2 separate regions of the Mus musculus genome follow, and region 2 is linked to region 1. A link is a contact called in ENCODE POLR2A ChIA-PET data. All regions are on one chromosome and are shown on one strand. Each heading gives the region's core, a stretch centred on a gene start or an enhancer-like site at or near the end of the contact. The rest is flanking DNA. Distances are from core to core; before and after follow the strand shown. Region 1 holds the start of Mkks (McKusick-Kaufman syndrome). Region 2 overlaps Jag1 (jagged 1).

The links. ChIA-PET counts read pairs that join two places held with the same protein, here RNA polymerase II (POLR2A).
Region 2: POLR2A ChIA-PET joins it to region 1 with 10 read pairs in embryonic stem cell. The contact joins the enhancer-like site here to the promoter of Mkks in region 1. POLR2A ChIA-PET finds 5 or more read pairs at or near these places in 2 of 5 experiments (Patski and embryonic stem cell).

What each region holds. Positions count from the first base shown.
Region 1 is chr2:136,888,984-136,893,322 of GRCm38, reverse strand. Mkks (McKusick-Kaufman syndrome) reads left to right here and starts at 1,917. Exons shown (of 6, transcript NM_021527.2): 1 at 1,917-2,280. Slx4ip (SLX4 interacting protein) reads right to left here and starts at 1,155. Exons shown (of 8, transcript NM_028834.3): 1 at 962-1,155.
Region 2 is chr2:137,095,335-137,099,673 of GRCm38, reverse strand. Jag1 (jagged 1) reads left to right here. Exons shown (of 26, transcript NM_013822.5): 6 at 3,351-3,481; 7 at 4,108-4,227. Among named protein-coding and RNA genes, the nearest start is that of Jag1, 19 kb to the left of the region's middle. Within about 2 kb of position 2,458, at least 1 of the 3 ENCODE cell types and tissues checked has a DNase peak (open chromatin) inside an H3K27ac peak, as active enhancers do.

The DNA.
Region 1 (4,339 bases), core at 668-3,167:
GGTGAAAACCAATCTTACGCCTAACAGCATGAAAACCATGTCTCAAATACCTTAGTGTCATCTATATTCCACATAGTCTCCATTTCTATCTGCAACTGGTCTGAAGTCTGGTTTAGAAGCTTCCCAGGTGACTGTCATGGGCAGCCAAGGTTGAGAACTACTGATTTTCTTTTCTCATACAAGAAGACACAGAAGAAAGCCTGGTGCTACAAAAAGCTAAGGTAAGCCACAGTCCAAAGTTTCCAAGTCACTATTATACTGTGCCCAAGTGCAGCTTCTACTCATTCCAAGAAACATGCTCCCAGAAGATGCTGGGATGGCTGGTCGATGATTACACTGAGCAACAAGGCCATGCTACCTGGACTATTAGCCTTACAATTATGGCTATATACAGTATCCAAGAAATACGAGAAGTGAGAACATGAAGTTGCTTGTCCAGCAGTGCTAAAAAAAAAAACATTAGAACATTATGTTCCTGGTCCCAGCTTTGGATATATCAAAGCAAGTGGATGAAAAGGAGGTTTCGTTTTGTTTTGTTTTGAAGTTTACTTCTATATTTTATAGCACAAAACTAGCTAAGTATTCAACAAATTCAATGAATGAATGAATGAATGGGAAGAATATACAAACACAGCTGATCACATTTTAAAGTCCTCTGGGAGCTATATTCACCTCTATAGATGCAGAAAGCCATACAATTAATGATCAAATTTGCTGTTCCATCCATTTTGCTTTGTTATTCTACGGAAATTCCCTCAACGTTATTGTCCCTTTAAATCTCAGTCTTCCTGAACAGTGGTGTTTAACAATTCTAATGGAAAGAGAAGGAATACCTAAGAGAAAAATTGTGTTAAGTCCCAAAATCCAAAACAAAAATACGTATTGGTATAAGATGGCCAAACAGTTCGGTCCAACTGAGGGAAGAGCTGGGTTATCCGAACGAAGTATCACACGCTCTTACCTACGATGGTGGCGGGAGGTGGGTTCGGGCTGTAATGCTTTGTTACTGTCCGGGGTCACTGGTGGACTAGTATAGTACCTGAACGGGAAAACTCAGACTAAAAAGGCGGCAGACCAAGCTTCAGCAGCTTTGGCTTACTTCCCGTTTCCCAGCGTCCCCTCGCACGTTAGAGAATGCAACCAGCGCCCAAACACAAGATGGCATTATCGACTTCATTCGGTTGGAAGCCACTGCCAGCACCTACGATGGCGCCCGAAGCCCTGGCTAAGGTAATGGGATAGCCGGAAAGAACTGCCCAAACGAAAAATGGCTTCTGTCGATGATATCAACGCTTTATGGAGACCAAAATAAAAATGGCGGCCAAAGCGGATTTTTTTTTTTTTTTTAAGAGGTTGGAAAAGCCACAAATACAATTGGCAGATAATGTATCACTGTACGTCAACGATATGTACTGATGGACAACAACAACAAAAGCCGTGTTTTTCGTATCACAAAACTATAGGGCAAGAGTAGAAAATATTTTTAATGAGGAAGATTAAAAGATACGTTGAAAAATAAAGGTGCCTTTCACGGTGCCAGAGAAAAGCGAAATAAAATATGTTTAAACATAATTTCATAATGCTTCGGGTGGTTCAAAAGAATAAAAGACTTATCTCTGAAGAAAAAAAAAAGAAAGGCAAAGCCAAGGAAATTAACCAACCGGATCCGGCACTGAATTGAAGACTCCCGACTTCTGCCAACCCCGCTCCTAGACTGGGCGGAAGTTTCCTGCATGGCGACAGGCTCTGTCTGCGCATGTTCGCTCTCTGACGTCACTCGGACCGGCAGGGCGGAGCCAGTTTCTACAGCTTAGGGCGTCCTGAGAGAGGTGGGAATTGACAACTGAGTGACAGGGCAAGGCGCCTTGTGATTGGTCAGAACAGAGGAAACGCCACCTAGGACTGGTAACAGCTTCATTCGTTCTACAAATACCTTTCGAGAGAGCAGAGAGCCGCACGCTCTGCCACCTTCTTGGTGCTGTGATGTGATGTGATGTGACCTTTCAATTTTGGTAGCGCGCACAGACAGAATACACGTCTGCCCGTAAGATTTCCGGTGACGGCCGCAGCTTTCCTTTGCGGGAGCTTCACGCAAACCCCGGAAGAGGGGCGGGGGAAGGAGGGGTGGTGCGCGTGAGCATAGAGTTGCGCATGCGCCTTCTTGCCGCGCAGGGCAAAGGTGGTGGCGCTCCGCTGCGTGGTTGGTTGCTGTGCAAGCGCGATTTCTGGTTTCTGGTGGTGAAGGTGGCCTGACCTAGAGGTGCAGCTGCTGGTGGGCAGGTGAGAGGGGCCAGGCCGCTGGTGGAGAAGCCAGCCTGCGGCCTCACCGCGTCCCCGCACGGAAAGGTCGCGAGTGGTTGGGACAAGGGTATTTGGGGGCGGGGATACAGAGGCACCTGGCTACCGGATTGGCCCAAGGACAGCTTTCAAAGTAGCTTCAGAGCGGGGCGGTGGTGGTGCACGCCTTTAATCCCAGCACTTGGGAGGCAGAGGCAGGCGGATTTCTGAGTTGGAGGCCAGCCTGGTCTACACAGTGAGTTCCAGGACAGTCAGAGCTACACAGAGAAACCCTGTCTCGGAAAACAAACAAACTAAACAAAACAACAACAATAAAAACAAAGTAGCTTCAGGATGTGACTATCTGATGATGGATCAGTGTGGGTGAGGAGGAGTGACCAATATCAGGTAGAGTTTGAATAGAGCTTCCTCAAACTCACATGCACAAGAATTGTAACTGAAATGACAGACCCATAATGCCACAGGAACTGGAAATACCTTTAAAATGCACGTTATTTACAGTTGCTGGCATCTTGAGAAAGCAATAAGTTGACACGTTGGGGGAAATGAACAGCCTAAACTACTCAAGGCAAGCAAAAAGACAGTTGTCATTCTGGAGTTTTACTCTCGGGTTGTTAGCCAGTTTCTGAGATTTACATATCTCTCATCATTTCTTGCTTTTTCCCCTTATTCTCTGAACATGACCCAGGCACCTCAGTGGACACAGAGTCTGGTTAGTGTCTGTTGATATCAAACATGCACAACCTGCCATGGAGAGATTACCCCAAATAAGCAACTATGTATAGTTTGGATGTGAGGTGGTCTGGAGGTTTTTCGTTATTGTTATTTACTGGTTTCTAATTAATTTTCTGAAGATAACTAATTTGTAATAGAAGTTAAAGTTGATTGTCATGTTTGCTCAAAATTTCTGGTATTGCCTAACACCTCTGTATATGTAGATTAGGTATCCAGAAGTTCACACATCTGATCACTTGCCAACTCTTTATTAACTGTCCTCAGACAAACATAAGTGCCATCCATTCTGTCTTTGCAGCTTTTCTGTGCTGTAAAAGTTTTCTTATTTCCTTCATTGCTTACCTGGCTTCCACACTTTCACACACACACACACACACACACAAAACCACAAAACCTGTTTCTTGAGAATCTGAAATTTTATTTTATTATTTAATTTAATTTTTTTGTTTCTTTGTTTTTTAGAGAGAGGGTTTCTCTGTGTAGCTCTGGCTGTCCTGGAACTCACTCTGTAGACCAGGCTGGCCTCAAACTCAGAAATCTGCCTGCCTCTGCCTCCCAAGTGCTGGGATTAAAGGCGTGCGCCACCACGCCCAGCTGAATATTTTATTTTCATTTTCTTGTCTAGCATAATGAATTGGAGGCCAGCACAGGTTACATGTGACCCTGCCTCATGGAATCTCAACAACATTTTTTTTTTTAAGGCAAAGGAAAAACACATCCTCCCTTTTCCGGTGATCAAAGCACAGTACCAGTCCTTACCTATCTATCACTGAGTACCAGTCCTTACCTATCTATCACTGAGTCCAGGCTGCGGCAGGAGCGTGTATTGCACAGCAGGTTCTTGATGTGGAACTCATTAGTACTCTTGCCAGTGACTTAGCTGAGACAGTACAGGTGTAAAGAGGATTGAGGGGAGATTTGAAGTCCAGGCGATAGGAATCTACAGTTCATCCCTTTAAGTTATTGCTTTATGACTCAGCCATATTGACCTGGTTTACTCGATTTTCTGAAAACTCGTTGGGAAAAACTAAATCTGGATGGCCTTTGTATGCTGTAATAACAGATTAAACTGTAACCCTGTTAGGAGTATAAAGGTTTTCAGTGACAATCGAGGTCACTAAAACAGTCGCCTGTAAACTCAGCTTTAGGACTTCCTGAGAATCGTATTAAATGTTCCTCGACACTACCCTGGAGTTTGGCTTCTGTGGTTGTTCAGCCTGAGAATTTACATTTCTACTAAGTTCCCCAGTGACTAGTGCTACTGATAATGAGACCACAAAACAAGAAAGTCATTTAGAGGTCCTAA
Region 2 (4,339 bases), core at 1,209-3,708, 210 kb before region 1:
GCTTTGTTTCCCCTGTCTCCTCCTCCACCCTGGCTTTTCCTCTGGCACCCTCCCCCACTTTTCCCATCAATAGGCAAAAGTCCAGCATTCTTTAGAATGGGATTAGTACAATCTCCTGGCCCCTTTGCAGTGGGAGCTGCGCTGTTGCTGGAGGTTAATGGCTGTGCTGGAATCTGCTCGGTGGAGCCTGATGAATGTAGACTTTGCTGCTGGCCTTTGAAGTCTGCTCTTTATGGTCCAGGGACAATACTGAAACCAAACGGAAACCTACCCAGCCTGTTTCCCCTTCCGATGCCGGTTTTGGGGGCTTTTTGAAATGTACATTATGCCAATTTGGAAAAAGACTTGTTTCAGGAAATACCTTTGGGGTCTGTGGCATTTTTGACTGGTCTCAGGCTTTATTCTCCCTGAAGCCTTTCAGAATTAGCAAATTTGATGAGACACTAAGTGGACCCTCTTCAAGTCCTGTCACCTTTGCTCTGAAAGGCTGCACTGACTTGAGCCAAAGACAGTTTTGAAACAGTCTAAAGGCACAAACCCATAGAAGGAGGTGCCTGGTGCCCTTACTAAAACAAAACAAAACAAAAAAACAGTTTTTGGTCACCAAACTGTAGAATTTACAGAGAATTGTTAGAAGTGCAGGTTCCCAGTTCCCACAACTGGCACAGATTTCCCAGGCCTTGGTTGGGCCTAGGAGTCTGTATTTGACAACTTTGCTCAGTGATTTATCCCTCAGCAAACACGCGGGCTACTGCTTTAACCAGCCACCCATAGGTTTAACCTTGATGACTCTTAGCCCCACCCTGAGTTCTCTTCCCCAACCATGGGAGTGCAAACTTGATGCTTAAGAGATCCAAGGCAGCGGGAGTAAACTAAGAACAGGTTGTCCTGGAATTGTTTCTTCCTGCTTTTGAAAGTTGATTTCCAGGAAGCCTGAATAGGATTTGCCCACTAAGGAACGGGCCTGGTCACAGCTGACCCGGCATCCAACAGCATCTTTGTCAGAGGTGGAGCAGAAACCTACCTTCAATGACTCTGCTAATTAAGGCTGTTCTGGAGAAAGTAAGAGCGCTAGTTATTCTCCAGCCTCTGAGCCTGCTCCCTGCTCCGATAGCATCAGCGAGATGTGTGCTACTGTCATCAGAATAAACACCCTGCTGGGCAGGGGAGGGCCCTCCTAGCCAGAACAACAGGCTTTGTTTCCAGAATTGAGCCCTTTCTCTTTCGAAGTCTCACCTCCCACTCCCTGCCCAGACATGCACCAGTGCTCTTATTTACTTAAGGTGCAACTTTCCCACACGCCATTTGCATAGTCTCCCAGCCCAGTTCCTTCTCTCTGCCTTGAAAGAAAATCAAAACAGAACCTTCCAGCTAAGGAAGTTCAGGTTGAGTCCTGCTCCCGAAATAGTTGCATTACAAGTTACCTGTAAGTTGTCTTTTGGGTTATGTATTACATGAGCTTTGTTGTTGTTGTTGTTGTTGTTGTTGACTCACCCACAGGAGAAAACTTCACTGATTTTGTTGGTCTCAGGTGGACTTGGGTTGTCCCTTACTGGGTGTACAGACTGGTTTCGTGCCAGCCTGACAATAATATCAAACTTAATTATGAATCATCATCTCCAGAACGTCAGCTTCTCATGGGGCTGCTAATCATCTATCATTACCCCGGGATAACGTGGTAGATGCCTCTGTTAGGGTCAGGATTTTTATTTGTTCTTGTTTGAAGTCATCCATGGCCTCCTATGGTTGCTTTTTTAGGCTTGGGCATTGAGCCTTCATTAATTAGGAGGTTGGTTGGGTCCTCAGCCGTCCGGCTTGGTTTTATTAGGCAAACTGAAGACGTGTAGTGACGCTTCACTTGGGACAACGCGGGAGGACAGAGGATTGTGGTCCCATCAGTTACCTCATGTCTTCTAAGCTAAGAATATTGATCTGACAGAATGGCTTCCCACCCTCCTACCTCCCACTGACTTGGGTGTCTGCCTCTGAAGAGAATGGTTCCCATCTAGTGGCATACTCTGTCCTTAGATCAGTCTTTTCAATAGTCATTTGTCATTTAAACTGATGGTCTAGTTTAGAGATGCCAGACTCCTGTGTCTGATTAACTTTTAAGCCCCACATTCTAGTGGTTGTCTGTCGGTGTTTGGGTGTAGATAGAGGTTAGGAAGTAGTCAGGATTCTCAAGGGTTCAGTGGCTTCTCAGCCTGGGTGATTAGCTAATAGCTAGATTTCTATAATTTTCCCATGACCAGGATTTGCTCCTTTGCCTCCAGCTCTCTGGAACTGAAAGCAAAGTTCCTCCCCTCCCCCTCCGCCCCCGCCCCCCGCTCCCCGCCCCCCAAGAGTCACAGCAGAGAAGTTCACAGGGCTTTGGATCTGATCCTGCATTTCCCTAGGCCCTGCTCTGGGCTGATTCTGCAGGCCCAACATCTGCTCCATCTTCACTCTGTTATCAGCATGCCGGTGGGTGGCTGGGCCCTGCCTTTCCAAGAGGGCCCTTTGTTAAAGCTTGATTTTGAGAGGGAGGTTCAAATTGCAGAGGGCTTGAAACTAACTTAAGGGGAAAGTGGTTTTGAGACCTTGCCCTGTCCCACCCCAGGTGAAGGTTCATGTTTGTGGTTTTGTTTGGGCATCAGACATTCCATCTGACCTCAAAAGAAGTCTTGAACTCTTAGAAAGGAGACCCAGCTCCCTCAAAGCTAGACAAATCAAGCTTGGCCCCTCTCTTCTGACCCCCCCCCTCTTTTTTTCTAAAGTGAAAAATAACTATAAATCAGCATGCCTGGCTTGGGTAATGGGTCATAAATTATATATGAATTGGTTCCCAGTGTTGCCGTTCCCCGTTCCCCTCTCTCCTTCCTACAGAGATTGGTTTAGAGATCCAGGGCTCTGTAAGGAGGCCATTCTCCTTCCCATTTGAGTCTACAAAACCAGCGAGGTGCTACCCTGGCACCCTGTGGCCCTGAATCCTGTGCACTCTGAGCAGAGTGGGGCTTCATGTGCATTGTTGCAGAGCTGCACAGCTGGTGTCACCAGAGGCTCCTTCCCTTGTATGGTCTGTCCTGATGAGGACTTGGGATTGATTTATTCCCATCCCCACCCCTTGGTTCAATTCCTGAGAGACTGAGAAGAGAATGGCTTTGTGCAGGGCACCCCATGCTGGCCGCTCCCTGGATAGCTCTTCTTTTGTCAGGGTATGCTGAGAGGACACACTTTGGGCCAACTGTGAGGTTACTCATACAGAACCCTGTGAAAGTCTGAAAAATCTGCCATCCTGTCCTTTTCAGGGGGCAAAACCCAGAAATAGCTGTGTGTTGTAACTATGTGCATCCCCGGCTGTTTGTCTGCAGGTGCCAGTACGGTTGGCAGGGCCTGTACTGCGACAAGTGCATCCCGCACCCAGGATGTGTCCACGGCACCTGCAATGAACCCTGGCAGTGCCTCTGTGAGACCAACTGGGGTGGACAGCTCTGTGACAAAGGTATGACCATTGTGAAGCCTTGGGGGGTGGCATGAGGGCTTAGTGGGCGGGAACTGAGGTTATGGGACAGGTTATGTATGTGAACAGACACCGTGACCAAGGCAACTCTAATAAGGACAACATTTCATGGGGGCTGGCTTACAGGTTCAGAGGTTCAGTCCATTATCACCAAGGTGGGAGCATAGCAGCATCCAGGCAGGCATGGCACAGGAGAAGCTGAGAGTTCTAAATCTTCATCTGAAGGCTGCTAGCAAAGTACTGTCTTCCAGGCAGCTAGGGTGAGGGTCTTAAAGCCCACGCCCACCAGTGACACACCCTCTAATAGTGCCATTCTCTGGGCCAAGCATATGCAAACCGTCACAAACAGTAATAGCCACTCTGTATTTTTGGTGTTGCTGGGGCAACCCAGGTCCTCTGAGATGTTAGTGCTCAGCTGTAGCCACACCCCTGGCCCTGTTTAAGTTGTTATAGGGGCTCTTATTAGGAATGTGTTTCAATTTGCCTTTAAAGTTGGTTTATTTGGGGATAAGCCATATTTTTTTAAAATGGCATGGCCTAGAACTGGGATCAATTAGGAGTTTTTTTCCCTAACTTTGGTTTTTTTTTTTTTTTTTTTTTTTTGGCAGATCTGAATTACTGTGGGACTCATCAGCCCTGTCTCAACCGGGGAACATGTAGCAACACTGGGCCTGACAAATACCAGTGCTCCTGCCCAGAGGGCTACTCGGGCCCCAACTGTGAAATTGGTAAGTGGCCGAGCTGGGAGGGGGAGGGGTCCCTTTGCGTTTGTGTCCTGCACATCCAGTTTCAAAACCAAATAGGTTTTTGTTTGTTTGTTTGTTTGTTTTGATTCACTTT